Regions from separate parts of the Mus musculus genome. Here region 2 is linked to region 1. A link is a contact called in ENCODE POLR2A ChIA-PET data. All regions are on one chromosome and are shown on one strand. The core of a region is the stretch at or near the end of the contact, and the rest is flanking DNA. Distances in the headings are between cores, read along the strand shown.

The links. ChIA-PET counts read pairs that join two places held with the same protein, here RNA polymerase II (POLR2A).
Region 2: POLR2A ChIA-PET joins it to region 1 with 19 read pairs in Patski. The contact joins the promoter of Pkd2 here to the promoter of Thoc2l in region 1. POLR2A ChIA-PET finds 5 or more read pairs at or near these places in 2 of 5 experiments (Patski and embryonic stem cell).

What each region holds. Positions count from the first base shown.
Region 1 is chr5:104,505,345-104,513,080 of GRCm38, forward strand. Thoc2l (THO complex subunit 2-like) reads left to right here and starts at 3,006. Exons shown (of 8, transcript NM_001166581.2): 1 at 3,006-3,227. It overlaps Pkd2 (polycystin 2, transient receptor potential cation channel), which reads left to right. Exons shown (of 15, transcript NM_008861.3): 15 at 1-475.
Region 2 is chr5:104,456,037-104,463,772 of GRCm38, forward strand. It overlaps Pkd2 (polycystin 2, transient receptor potential cation channel), which reads left to right and starts at 3,421. Exons shown (of 15, transcript NM_008861.3): 1 at 3,421-4,189. The coding sequence starts at 3,601.

The DNA of each region.
Region 1 (7,736 bases), core at 1,756-4,255:
GCTGCACATCAATCATTTTCTTTTGAATATGCTACACTAATTTTTTTTCCTTCCTAGGTATTGGATTTTGCATTGCAGGGGTATTATTGTATGTATGTATTTATGTATGCGTACTGTACTGTTACAAAGTGAACAAACTTCAACTTGAAGTGCATTAATTATGTGGTATCCATGTGTATCGACCATGTGCCGTATGCCTATTATGGTCACTAGAACATCTTTTATGATGCTTATTATTACAGTGTTTCTCATTTAACTTGTAAACTTTTGTAGAATTCTCCTTTTTTTCCCTTTAGATATAAGTTCATATATTTTTCTACTTTAGTCCTGTGAAGTTTATCCCTAGTCACCTTCCTGGTAGTCTCCCCTCTGTTAAGGGTATAGTTAAGATTTCACATATACAAGGTTCTTTGGACATCAACAATTTCTTAACTGTAATAATGTGTACATTACTTAATAAAGACTTGACATAGTACCATGGTGTTAAAAACACGTTTGTTTCCATAAAAAAGAGGGGGGGTTGCCTTTTATCATAGCATAAACCCTGGGAAAGCACCTTATTTTCTGTGTCATGGAATGATACAAGTAACACATTTATACATTTTTACACTAAATGTAAACTTTTAGACTCCCAGTCTACCTGTCATGCATGGTGGGTACTTCCCCCCCTTCCCCCGCCGCTACCCCCACTACTCACAGAAGTATAACCTAGGACAAAGACTCCAGGACAGCGTGAATCAATTGCCTGTATAGTGGAGTACCAAATAGCCTTTATCTTAGTTACAATTGCTGTTCTAGCATAAACAGGACCCAGGCAACTTATAGAGAAAGAGTTTATTGGTCCTTACAGTGGGTGAGCCTGAAAGATCCTGACAGAATGTAAAAGGTCACAGAAGCCCTGAAATTGGCAAGATAGATTTCACTGTTAGCAGAACTAGCTTCACTGATTTAGAAAAATAGAGGTGCACAATGCTCTGGCCACTCCTTGAACCCGTGTGTCTGCCAATGTTTTGACCGTTCCTTGAACCCAGGTGTGTGCCCACTGCTGCACCTCACTGCCAGGTGTTTGTGATATTGGTTGCTGAGAAAGAGTCGGAAAATCTTCCCAGCAACCACAGCCGGGCCAATCCTGAGTTGCTACACCTGCACCAGACTCTTTCCTTGTACCCCTCCCATACCCATTTCTTGAGAATAGACATTGTTTAGTTCTGGAAACCCCCTACTCCTCCCTTCTCCTTTCCCCCCTGAGGGCCTATAAAAACTGGCCTTTCCCCTCGTGGTCGAATCCTCTACCCCTGCGTGGGATATGAGTCGTCCCCAGAGCTCTGGCTTTCCCCGAATAAAGCCTCATGTGGTTTACATCAAGCCTGGTCTCTCATGAGTTCTTGGGTGTCCGCTATTGTCCCGACGCCTGAGCGAGGGGCTCCTCACGGAGTCTTTCAAACCCACAACCATCATGGTGAGGTGTATGACATCAAGCAGGTAAACATGGCGGTGAGGCAGTAGCCCAGAGCTTACATCTAGATAATAAACATGATGCAGAGAGCTAACTGGTAGTGGTGTGTGCTTTTGACACCTCAGAGATCACCCCAGTGACATATCTTATCCAATAAGGTAACAACTCCTAATCCTTCCCAAATAGTTCTACCAGTTGGGGACCATATATAAGAAACCATGCATGCTCAATATTGCTCAAAAAGCTAAAAGTAAATCTACCATGACTCAGATCCACTCCTCTGCATATGCCCAAAGGACATCCTCCTACAGATGCTTGCTTAGCAGTGTCCATTGCTGCTCTGTTCACCATAGCTAGCGAGGGGGAACCACCTAAATGCCCTTCGAGTGATGGACGGGCAATGCAAATGTGGCACAGATACACCACAGGATAAAGGAAAATGACATCATGATGTTTGCAGGTAAGTGCAGCTCTTGCCAAGATGCAGGCATTAAATAGTTGCTGGGGAAAGAAAAATGAACAATCTCCCACCCACATTCATTATTTTCATATTGGGCAAAGACATCTAAATAGAAATAATTGCTTGGAAAGTGACCAAGCCACTTATACAGTATCTACTGTTATATGCAAGGCAATGTAGTGGATCCTGATCATGGTAAAAATTTTTTTTAATGTGCATCTCTATCTGTCTACAGCTTACTATTGAATCAAAAAAACCTTATTAAGTCATGTGTTTGAGATACATATATGCATATTTGCACATCTCATTTGATTTTATGTATTTCTGTTGCTTTGTAACATAATGGTCAGATATATACTCCTGAACAATTTATTGATTTTATACATACACGACATAATAACCAGATAACAACAGAAATGACAATTTTCGGAGATGGGGTCAAAATATGAGTTCAATTCTTAATGTATTTAAAACCTGATGCCTTTTTAAATTAAAAAGAATTTTAATCTAAAAATAAAGAAGTTTAACTTTCACCCCTCATCAAAGCTTCTTTTCATACTGGATAGAGAGCATGACAGACACCCACAAGTAGCAATGTCCCAGTTCTCCCAGTACAATGTGCAATAACTATAAAATATTTCCAAGTTTCTGTATAATGCATACATACATCCTTCTGATAAAAAGTTTTATAAATAGCTTTAAGGGCTTGGTTGGGAACAAATTTTGGCAGCTGTCTACAGTGAACAAGTATTTTAGTCCTTCCCTAACTCATGCCTTGACTTCTCTTGAGATGCAACATACTTTGGGAGATAAACAGACTTTTTCCATAGTACACTACCAGATTTTCCACCAGTTGAACCACATCATTTTCGGAAAGCTCTCAGAATTGTTTGTATTTAGCATTCACATTCAAATGAAACCGCCAGTGCACACAGTCACCTCAGCAAGGCATTTTCTAACAAAGGCGCAGTGATGACCAACGACCTCAGTCCCCACCCCGCCCCCCGCCCCCCGCCCCCCGCCCCCCGCCAGCAACCGAAGTGCGGCCGCGCGTGCGCAGAGGACTCGCTGCACCGCCGCCGTCCCTCCGCAGTGACGTCAGCCGAACGCCGAGGAGATCCCGACCGGTTTCCCACCGCTCTGTGGAGTCGGCGGTGTGTCGTTGGTGTCCCTATCGAGCTGGGTCAGGAGGGCGCGGAGCGGTGAAGCCCTTCCCGAGCCGCGGCGTAGAGGCGGTTCGCGGCGGCTGGAGCGGGGAGGCGCGAGCCGGCGCGGTCGCGGCGGGCGGCGCGGGCGGAGCGCGAGCGAGCGGTGAGTCGGCATGGCGGCCCCCAGGCGAGCGGGCGGGCTGCGGCCTCTGTCCAGCTCGGCGGCGGCTTGGCGGACCGGGCTGTGCTAACACACGCAGGGGAAAGCCACAGACCCCCGAGTCTTTCCGGGGCGTTCTTGAAGCGAACAGACCTTAAATGAGATCTGGTGTCACCGGGCGCTTCCTCAGCCCCGGCATTTGGTGGCTCCCGTGAGCGTCTCTGGGCACATAGAACGCCTACCTGGCCCGCAGGCAGTAGGTGGTTTCTGGACCGCGAGCTCCGAAGAGTTAAACTGTGTGCCAGGTGCAGTAAACTCAGGAACTGGAGCGAAAGGAGTGAAGAGTTGACAGCACTACCGGGAATTACTTCAGTATTCCTCACCCGGTTCTAATAAGTAGTTTTTTGCAATATTCTGAAGCTGTGGAAATGCTGGATACGGGGAAGGTGGTTGCGATTAAATTAAGAGAAAGGACGGGGTGCCAGGATTTTAGGAGTGTGTTTTGCCGTCCCTAGGTTTGCCTGCTACATTTGCCCTCAGAAATTTACCTCCCGTAGGAGATTTTCAGGATCATATTTACAACCAAAATCAGAATATTATCAGCTTAAATTGACACTGGGCATTATTGTTAACTTGAACTGGGAAGCCCCAGTTCAAGAAACTCAGCCAAGGTGCATGGACAAGAACGTTGATTGTTTATAGAGTACTGAAAACACTGCAGTATACTTTATACAAATTTGAAGGCATGTATTCATGATATGCCCAAATATTTGGCAGAAGTTATTCTTTTGAATGCTTTGCAGAAGACGTCTTAATCTTAAACACTCATATAAATACTCTCGCTTCATTTCAAGCCAAAATGGGGATGCTAGCTTCTTTATACTTAACAGTTATTTTGATACCAGCAAGCTTTGTAGTTCCAAAAGATGGTGTAAGTAGCATGGGTCGCCTAAGGCCATTGGAAACCGTGTTCACATTACAGTTCATAACAGTAGGTTATGAAGTTGCAACAAAAATAATGTTATGGTTGGGTCACTACAGCATGAGGAACTAACTGTATCAAAGTGTTGCAGCATTAGGAAGGTTGAGAACTGCTGACATAGAGGTAAAAGAAAACACAAAAGAAAAGAAAGCACATCACAAAATAGAGACCAGGATAGTCAGCCAAATGAAACATTCTGGTATTATGAAAATAAACCATGTAGGCCAAGTTTAATTCCCACCACTGCTGTAATGGAGAGGCATACATGTGTGTGTGTATCAAATGCCTATATATTATGTAGGCTGAGTTTCATTCCTACCACTGCCGATGTAGAGAGACATGCATGCGTGTGTATCAAATGTCTGTATGTAGTCTAGGGGTTCCCACCCTCCTCCTTTTCCTCTCCTTTCACTTAGAATAGGTCTAAACCAATAACCAGACCACAGCAAGGAAGCATGGATAGTTACTGTTTCTAGAACCCCGTGTTGAACAGAATACCTAATTTGATACTGTAAAGTGTATTCATTAAGAAACTTCTGGACCTTTCTTGGAGAGTGAAATTATTAGAAAGGTACCAGGGACAGATACAAGGTGACTGTTTTATACAGTCCATCTAATTGCCCTTAAGTTTATTTGTTGGTTTTTTCAAATTTTTTAAAATTCACTTTATATCTTTATGGTTGTCTTTTCCCCATCTCCCCCTCTCACAGTTCCTCCACCTCACTCCTTCTTCTCTAAGTGGAGGCCCTCCCAACCCTGGCACATTAAGTCTCTGCAGGGTTAGATAGTTCCTACTGAAGCCAAACAAGACAGCCAAGTTAGGGGAACAGATTCCACAGACAAGTAACAGCTTTTGGGATAGCCCCTGTTCCAGTTACTCAGGACCCAACATGAAGACTGAGCTGCACATTTGCCTGGGGGTGGAGGGTTTGGGGGTGTGTTGAGGGGCTCATCCGTGTATGGTTTTTGGTTGGTGGTTCAATCTGAGAGGTCCCTAGCGTCCAGGTTAGTTAACTGTGAGTCTTCCTATGGAGTTCCTATACCCTTAGGGGCCCTCAGTCCTTCCCCCAACTCTTCCATAAGAGTCCCAGAGCTTCATCCAGGTGGAGCCTCTCAGAGGACAGCCATGCTAGGCTCCTGTTATGTGCGTCCTTTTGGGTCTGGGTTACCTTTCTCAGAATGATGTCTTCAGGGTTCATTCTTTTGCCTACAAAATTCTTGATGTCTTTGTTTTTAATAACTGAATAGCATTCCATTGTTTAGATAGATGTAGCACATTTTCTTTATCCATTCTTCAGTTGAGGGCCATCTAGGTTGTTTCCAGTTTCTGGCTATTAAAAATAAAGCTGCTATGAACATAATTGAGCAAGTGTCCCTGTGGTATAGTGGGGCATCTTTTGGGTATATGCCCAGGAGTGGTATAGCTGGGTCTTGAAGTAGATGGACAGGGCTGTGTTTAAGAAAGGTTAGTAATAGAGTTTGAGACTCTTACCAGTTAGGTTCGTTCAGCGTGTACTCTGAAATTTGGGGTTTTCAGCTCAGTGCTGACCCATGCATAAACACTGCCTAGTTTGTCCATCCTAAGCCTCCTGTTAACTCAGAAGGCATAGGTATACAGGCAGCTTCTGAGATCTTTGTTCACGCCTAGCCAGAGTCTTCTGCGATGCTTAACTCAGGCAATGACTGAAAGTTTTTCAGATCTGTTTACTTTGAGAATGGAGTTAACATAGCAATTTTCCTTTGCTCTGACAGCTTTGGTGTTTCCTTCATGTTCCAACATTTTGGATGTTAGTTTGCTTTCCTGAGAACACTATTAAAGAACCATAGCATAGTTAAATTTTAATTGCCTCGCATTGCCAGAATGAACCTGTTTTTGTTACTGGCCTGATCTGTTTCTACTTAGGAGGAATAATGATTAACAGTCAGTGTTATGCAAATAATTTTATGATGTCGCAGCATTGGGAAGTTGAGAACCACTGCTGTAGGGGATGGATATCTCAAGCTGGGTCACCATTACTTTGCTAGGCATTGTACTATTGAATGAAGGAAAAATAGATAACAAACCAAGTGCCAGACAGATTTAAGTTGTAGACTCAATTTGAACCACAAAACAATTATTTTTAGTAATAGTAACTTACAGAAACGCAGTGCGAGAACAGTTAATTTGTAATTTGTAACAGTTAATTTTTAGTTGAAAGGTTCATTTAAACATAGTTGTTAACTTTGCTTGTTTGGTTTTTGTTTTAATCTAATTGTCAGTGTTTTACAGAAGGAATGAAACTAGATGAGAACACTTACAATAGAAACAGTTAGAATAGCCATGTCCCAGAAAACAGCATAAAACCCATTGTTCCTTATCACTTCTTAAAAATGTTATTAAGATCAGATCTGTTTTAAGAAACTGGTTTTAAGTATAGATAATCAAATTCTGGTTGTATACATTATTTCATCAAAATGTTTTCTCTTTAGAAAAACTTAAGTATGTATCTAATTATAGCCAACTAAATTATACATATATTTCCTTCTATAAGCTTTGTTGTGGAGGCTGAAGAGGTGGCTCAGCTGTTAAGAGCACTGGCTGCTCTGTTCTTTTAGAAGTCCTGAGTAATATTTAACAACCACGTGGTTTACTGACTTATGGTCATCAATATTGGGATCTTCTGATGTGTGGGTGTACATGCAGACAAAGAATATATATACACACATATATATGTGTGTATATATATGTATATATATTTAAACAAACATTTAAGAATTCATTTTGTGTAATCCTGTGTTACATTCTTATTTTTCATCATTTTCCTTACCAAACGGTATATTTTCTTTATAACCATTTATTTTTCTTTCTTCCTTAGTTCTTTCTTTAAATTTACATTTTGAAGTATTGCTTACACATTTAGTGAATTTGGACAAAATTATATTTTAACACCAAAATAACTCACTTTACATCTTTTTCTAGATTTCTGATTAAAATGTAGCCACTTTCTCTTTGTAGTCTTTGCCATTAAATTGAATGTCATTTAGAATTTTTAACTGTCACTTCTTAGTAAGGACCCGTGAAAAGAGCTATTTAAAATTTATTCTTATACCAAGTTTATAAAAGCTCATTAATGTGAACATGTATCTTCCTTTCATAGAAATTAAGGAGCCAAGATTACTTGAATATGTATTTAGCCATTGATACTTTAGTATTTCAATTTAAAGCTGACTCAAATATTTTACCTCTATTACTTTATTTTTTTCAGATGAAGCAGTTCTTTTAGCACAGTGGTTTTTAATGTCCCACTCCCACCCTCTCTTTCTCCTTGTTCTCAAGTAAACATTTTGACTTTTACATTCCAGTTAGGTCTACTTGAAACAGAAAACTCCAGCTGACCTTAAATAACAAAAGAGTCAGCAGAAGAAAAAGAAAAGCTGTTTATGTGATTACCCTACAAATTGTAGTTTAAGTAATGTCTTAGAGGTGTTCATGGTCAAGCAGAACACTAAATTAGATGATGGAAACAAAAAATAATTTACTAGAAAAAGAG
Region 2 (7,736 bases), core at 2,171-4,670, 49 kb before region 1:
CAGCCCCCCTGTTCTCAACAAACACATCGTCAAGCTAAGGCGGAGATGAACAAAGAATAATTATGGTGGATCAAAAAATAATTGATATCTTTCATTAATACAATTAATCATATTAATAGGATTAACATAATATGATTGAAACATAAACATGAATGTAGCACTAATAGCACATGGCATTTACCGTGTGACGTTTTCCAAGTTCATACACCAAAATCCCTGTCTGTCACATGATAATAAAAATCCCTGTCTGTCTGTCACATGATAATAAAAGGAGGTGGGGGTCTTTAGAGGGCGATTAGTCATAGCGATGGATGTCTTATACAGCCAAAGGAGGTTTGTGCTGGTTAATTTTCCAGTGCTGTGACAAAATGCCTGAGGTAAGACAAAAGGGTGAAAAGGTTATTTTGGATCACAGTCACAGAACGTCCGTTCAGTCTGTGGTTTACTTGCTCTGTGCATTCAGACTTGTGAGTGTGAATGTCACTGGAGCTTCCACAGGTGGTGGAACAAGGCTACCCACGGTGAGCACAAGGTGGGCGGGAGGGAAGAGGAGCAAAGGAGATGGGAGGAATGACCTGGATCCCAATATTCCCTTCCAAGAGGTATGTCTCCAATGACCTACCTCTACTTGGCTCCCACCTCACAAAGGGTTCACTGCTTTAGAACAGGATCAGCTGGGACTGATCCTTCAACACACAACCATCTCCCACCCAAATCCTAATGCAGCCTTTTGTTCCTTCACCACATGAAGATAAATCTAAACAGTGCCACATGGCTCAGAAAAGACTTGTAACACACACCCCAACTCTGCTGGCACCGGGCTCTTGAAACTTCTGCTTCCAGAGCTGGGAGAAACAGACGTTTATAAGCCACCTGGCCACGGCATTTTTTTGTTGCAGCAGCCTGAAGGGTTGGTCTTAGACATCTGTATCAATTCAATGTATCTTCACAAGCCTATGAGGCAAGCTGTGGGAAGCCGTCCCCACATTTGCCGTTGCAAGATGGCGCTGACATCCTGTGTTCTAAGTGGTAAACAAATAATCTGCGCATGTGCCAAGGGTAGTTCTCCACTCCATGTGCTCTGCCTTCCCCCTGACGACAACTCGGTCGATGGGCTGCAGCCAATCAGGGAGTGACACGTCCTAGGTGAAGGATAATTCTCCTTAATAGGGACGGGGTTTCGCGCTTGCTCTCTTGGTCTCTTGCGCTCTTGCTCCTGAAGATGTAAGCAATAAAGTTTTGCCACAGAAGATTCCAGTTTGCTGCGTCTTTCCTGGCCGGTCACGAACGCGTGTAAGAGCAAGCGTTCATCATTTTCGTTTCCACAGGCACAAATGAAGTAACTTGCCCTAGGTCATGCAGTTGTCTGCTTCTATGGTCCTGATAATGAATTATGTATACACAGCCTGGAGCACCACTGACAATTCTTCTAGGTCTGGAATTCTGGATGATGTCATCACTGCAATTATAAAACCCAGGCTACAAGATGCATTTTATGAAAACTCTTTTATCTGAAACATAACTGTTGCTTCTCAAACTTTGGGTGCCCAGAAGCCTACAAGGAGACTCAGAATTCCAGAGCAAAATTCCTAGAATTTCTGAGTCAGTAAGAGTGATGTCGAGGACCCGACGAGTCAATGCATAAAACCTATTTTCTGACCCTGAGTCCGTGCTCCCTCTTCATACGCCCCTCCTCTGGAATATGCCTGCTAAGCAATTTTTCTGTTAGTGCAGCACAGGTGGCTCAGCTCAGAATACTGCTTCTCTAGACACCTCTTACTAGACAGACATCTCACCCTTTCTAGTGGGAGACTTCAGCCTCTTTCTTTTCTTGAGGTCTGGGTCTTTTCTTGAGGCCAGGGTCCTTATTACTCTGCTTAACTTGCTCAATTATTAATTTTACACACAGGAAACGTATAAGAGATTAATGAATAATGATAAGGAGAGTGATAGATGAATGATAGGGAGATCATTCTAGAAAAGCATTGTAGTGCCCACAAAGCCTAAATGAGTCATGTACCCCTCAGATTCATATGTTGAATTCCCAAGCCCTGGCATCTCAGCATATGACTGTATGTGGTCAGAGGTCTTTCTAAAAGTAACTAAATTTAAATCATACTATTAAGGTTGTCTATAACCACTACGATGACAATGATGGTGATGATGACGATGACCACGAAGATGAGGAGGAAGAGGAGGATGAAACATTTAAGGGAGGACAATGGGGAGACACAGGCAAAACGTGCCATATGCAAGCCAAGACAGGCCTCGGAAAAGGTCAACCAACTTTTTTTTTTTTTTTGAGAAAATGTATTTGCATTATTGAACACAGTGTGTGGTAAGTTATTATAACAAGCCTGGCAAACTAATATAGGATCGGACCATGCACATTTGCTAAACTGCAGAAATAAAATATTACCACTTAAGCTAGAATTCCATAGATTCTTTAATGTACCAACATGGCTGACCCCTTATTGCAAACAGTGGAGACATGGAGAATATGGGTGGGTGGGTAGGAGGGAAATGGGGGAGGGATACCACCCATAGGCTCCCAATCCAGTCCTATCCCCAAGGCTAAACAGAGAGAGACCAGTTTAGTATTAGAATGGCAGAAGAGATATGGAAGTGACAGAAATCATTTGCTCTGCTGTGGAATGACAATGTTTGCAGTTAGAGTAAAAAGCATTAGAGAACCCCTTGAGGACAGAAATGACAAGAAGACCCCCGCGGGACTTGACGAGGAGGTGGATGAGGACATCCTATGAGAAGCGTCAGAAGTGAGGGCAGAGATGCACAGATCTTGGCCAGGAATTTAACTTTTAAAAGAGATGGGAAAACCATGGAAAATCGAATTTGGAGTAGGCTTTGCCTGACCCAACTGCTGTCTTAAGTTGGCTGTGCCAGCTGGGGCGTAGCGAGGATGGAGATCTAGACCTAACGCCTGAGGCAGGATTCTGTTACTCAAGGGCTGGCCAGGAGCGGAAATGAGGTAATGGTGGAGGCATCAGAAAGTTCCAAAATCCAACCCTTGGATGCCTCTAGATGTCTGGAGAGTGGAGACAGGAAATCATCCAGTAAACACAGAATCAAGGAGCTGAGGGTCACCAAATGCAAGCCTTGCCGCCTTGGTGATTTCTTTCTGGTTTTTAAACGAAGGGTGGATTTCTTTGCCTTCCCTGAGAATTCAGTTCAAGCTGGATTTCACTAGTTCTTTCTATCCCAACAAAAGATCTCCATCTTTACCCTCCTCCTTGCACCTTTGCAAACCCAGGGGGAGTATGGACAGAGTCTAAGCACTATCTTAAGGTCATGCAGGCATGGACACACCCAGGAGCCCCTTTCCCGACGAGCTGGCTGACCAAGCAAGCTACCCCGTAGGAATGTGGGCACCGATGGGGACCCTGGCTCTACTTGGATCCCTGGCCGCTGGGGCCTTTTCGACGCGCCTAAGTCCAGTCCAGGCGAGGCCAGGGCCCGGGAGGCGGGCCGAGGGGGCGGGCGGAGGCGGGGAGCAGCAGGCCGACTCCGGGAAGAAAAGAACATGGCTCCTGCGGCAGAGGGCGGCGGCACTCCCGGGCGCGCTGGGCGCCAGTGAGCGCCATGGTTAACTCCAGACGCGTGCAGCCGCAGCCGCCCGGGGACGCGGGACGCTCGCCCGCGCCGCGAGCGTCCGGACCCGGGCGCCTGGTGGCGGGAGGCGCCGGCCTAGCTGTCCCCGGCGGCCTCGGGGAGCAGCGGGGCCTGGAGATCGAGATGGAGCGCATCCGGCAGGCGGCCGCTCGGGATCCCCCGGCCGGAGCCTCGGCCTCGCCGTCTCCTCCGCTTTCGTCCTGCTCCAGGCAAGCGTGGAGCCGCGACAACCCGGGCTTTGAGGCAGAGGAGGATGACGACGACGACGAGGTGGAAGGAGAAGAAGGAGGGATGGTGGTAGAGATGGATGTGGAGTGGCGCCCGGGCAGTCGGAGGTCGGCCTCCTCCTCGGCCGTGAGCTCGGTGGGCGCCCGCGGCCGAGGGCTCGGGAGCTACCGCGGCGCGGCTCACCTGAGCGGGAGGCGGCGCCGGCTAGAGGACCAGGGCGCGCAGTGTCCCAGCCCCGCGGGCGGCGGGGACCCGCTGCATCGCCACCTCCCGCTGGAGGGCCAGCCACCCCGAGTGGCCTGGGCAGAGAGGCTGGTGCGAGGGCTGCGAGGTAAGATCCGGACTCTTGGCGTCCAGTGCACGCTTGACAACTGCCTGCGCGCGGGCTCGAACCCCTGTCCTACAAGGGTGGCTGTCTGCTGCGGCTCCACCTCGCATCCTCTGCGTTCCCGCCTCCTTCCAGAGCGCCTTCCCTAACTCCTCTAATTCGGCGCGATTTCCGGTACCCATCACCGAATTTTACTGCGTTCTTGTTGGTGCAAATTCATTGGACGCCTCCCTTCCTCCCTTCCTCTCTCCTTAAGATGCTAGCACATTTTGGAAAACAAAAGCAAGCCGTTAATACCTGGGCTTTTGGAGGACGAAAAGTGAATATTCTAGTACAACTGACAATAGTTGGAACTTTATGCTTGCTAAATGTCACAAATGAGGAACAAGTTTATTCCAGAGCCCAAGCTTTTCCTTTGGTGGCGATGTGTCATGTCCCTTCAGCCATTCTAGTAGGGACCTACAATGTTATCCAAGTTTTGAGACAAATGCCTTTAAACAGGTCATTGTCTGAAGGTTTGGTTGAGAGAGAGGTTGTTGACAGAAATGTGTAGAAACACATTTTTGATCATTTCCAATTCTAGACATTTCTTAAACAGTTGCAAACAAAATTATTATACCTCGCCCGTGTCCCCCCCCCCCCCCCCCCGTGTGTGTGTGTGTGTGTGTGTGTGTGTGTGTGTGTGTGTGTGTGTTTAAAGACTGGAAGCAAGGTCCTTTGCCATTCCAACAAGATGATTGCTTTTCCAGATGGTTAATGTGTCAGCATTCCAACGAGCACGCAACTCTCCACACGGCAAGAAAGGACACGGATTTTCCAATAGCTAGTTAATCTCGTGTTCTTAAAGGTTTGCAGCCGGAGGTATCCAAGTAGAAGAGTTTCACTAACTCTCCCCCACCTAGTTATTTTAACCTCTAGCTTTAAGAGTTCCAGCCCAGGATTTGTTGTTATTTTCCCCTGCAACAGAAACTATCCAGGCAGTGTGAGTTAGGCAGGTCAGGCCTCCATCCAAATCCTGGTCCTACTACTGTTTGACCTTGAGGTTATTATTTAACTGCTCTGATCTTTTAATTTTTAGTTTTTTGTTTTTGTTTTGTTTAGAAAAGAAATAACTAGTACATAGCCCTCGATGTGTTGAAAGAATTAAATGAGAAGACATCTAGAACGGGCAGCGAATCTTTGCTGTGCTATGCTTTGAGAGTATCACAAATGATGAAAGAATATCTGCTTTTACACGTGCAGACTAGTTAATGTGACTCAGGGCATTGTGGAAAACCAAAACATCCTTTTGAGGTGACTGTAATCAATAGACTAGGAAAGCACTAAGTTTTTTATTTTTTTTGATGTCTAGAGCAGCATAAAACAGATTGTTATTTTAAACTACGTAGGAGGTGCTTTTAAAAGTATTCACTGAGGTGACTGAAGTGACATGCAGGTTTCTTATAAGCTAATACATATGGAAAGTTACATGATCAGTTGGAATATTTGGTTATATAGATAACTTTGAACTCAATAATGGGAGACAATGAGATAAAATGTATACTTTTATATTGGGAACTATATGTATGTATATGTGTGTGTTTATTTCTTTTAAAGAAGAATTTTGTAAACTCACAATAAGACAGACTTTATTAGTGGGTGCTCTGTAGAGGTTCTGGGAGAGTAGGGTGCAGGAGAGGCATGGAAGCTATAATTCCCTTCTCAGGGTCTTGACCTCTGCATCTCTGCATATATAACCTAAGTAGTATCTAATAAACTCTTGTGTGTAATAATAATAATATGATGGCACACCTGTCACAGATGTATTTCACAAGGAAGCAGACTTGGGGAGTTATTAATTATTTTAAAATTTAACCCTTTAATTTCTGTTACAAAAATGTAGTTGGCATTCTTGTGGCTTATTAAATAAGTATTAAATGTTTAGCACATGCTATGAAGATAGTGTACTGCTAGAAGCTCTAAAGCAAAATAAGCTACGGTGGCATATCACTATTTTACAAAGGACAGAGCCCAGAGATGTAAAATCACTAATAATAAATGACATATGAATTTTTTTCCTGGCTTGTGGGATAACATCATGGAAACCCTATGATCCTGTGAATAATCACCAAGGATCAGAACAGAAAGTGACTTTTGCGATATCCACAGGTAGTGGGGACTGTTAAGGGGGATGACTGAAATCTCCAGTGGTCAACTGCTTCCCTGTCAACTCATTCAGGCTCTTGGAACCTCAGCTTCTCAATTATAAAATGAAAGCATTGGATTAGTCTCTGATGCCCTTTCTGCCCCCACCCGGGTAGCAGACAGGCAGCAAAGGCAGCAAAGGATGTTCCCCCGTTCTATAAACTTACCCTTTCAGCAGTGAGTAGTCAGGGTTGAGGAACTGCTTCTGGGATACACAGTATCTAACTGGGGAATTAAAATGTATCTCTATATATTAAGTTGAAGGCTTCTCCACTGCAGAGCATTCTGAATGACCTGGACTCAGCAACTTGGTGTCTAGGACAGGTTTCAGAGGTAAATATGGCGGGCAGGCAGGTATGGTGTGTAGCCACCAGTGAATTGGCACCGAAAGCCTGGGCCAGAGGAATCAAAGGGCAACTGAATGATTTGATGACAGCGCCCCAGACATCATCTTGGAAGTTACACTCACCACTTGGACTCCTGCTGCATTGGCAAATTGTTAATACACATAACAAATATGATATAAATACACATGACAAATGATACAATGTAGCCATAGGTCCACAGTTAACAATCTCTGTCACATAGTGCTAGGGCTCAAATGAATAAGAGGGCTACTCTTATTTTTCCTAAAATGATCAGAGCTTGGCACTGCATGTACGGTTTGATAAGTGGCCATCATTATTTTCTCTCACATATAACTTGCATTTCTCCTGCCTTTCCTTTTGATGTCTACAGAGGAGTGTATTCAGTTATTACAAAGGCTATCGAGGATGATAAAAGTCTGAACTTGGCCATTCCAAACAGTACCACGCCAAAGTGCTACTCCCGATCCTCCATTCTTACTTGCAGCTCATAAGCATCCGTGTGCAGGGACTGATTAATTTGGCCTATTTTGAATCTTTGGACCCATTCTTACTCCATCACCAGTATAGTGTTATCCTAAATGTGAGGTTTTTCAAGAGGGAGTAGAGGAACTTTTGCCCCTTAAGGGGTATGTAGAAGTATCTGAATGTATGAGTGTGTTTTTATAACCCCAGGAGGGAGCAGGGTTACACCTGCCAAATACCAGCTAGAAGGGAAGAATTGTACTAATTTCTTAAAGTGCCTGGGGCAGCCTCGTCCTCCACTACAGCAGGTCATCCCAGCCAGCGTTGACAGCAATATAGAGTTTGAGAAACCTTGCCCTAATCTCTTAGGTGACAAGGAATTGCTCACTGTGCTCAGCACTCTGGAAGCCTTATTATGGTCATAGTTTGTTTTATTCTTAGGGTGCCCCCTATATTAGAAGCTATCCTCTCTCTCTCTCTCTCTCTCTCTCTCTCTCTCTCTCTCTCTCTCTCTCCTTCTTTCTTTCTTTGGCCTT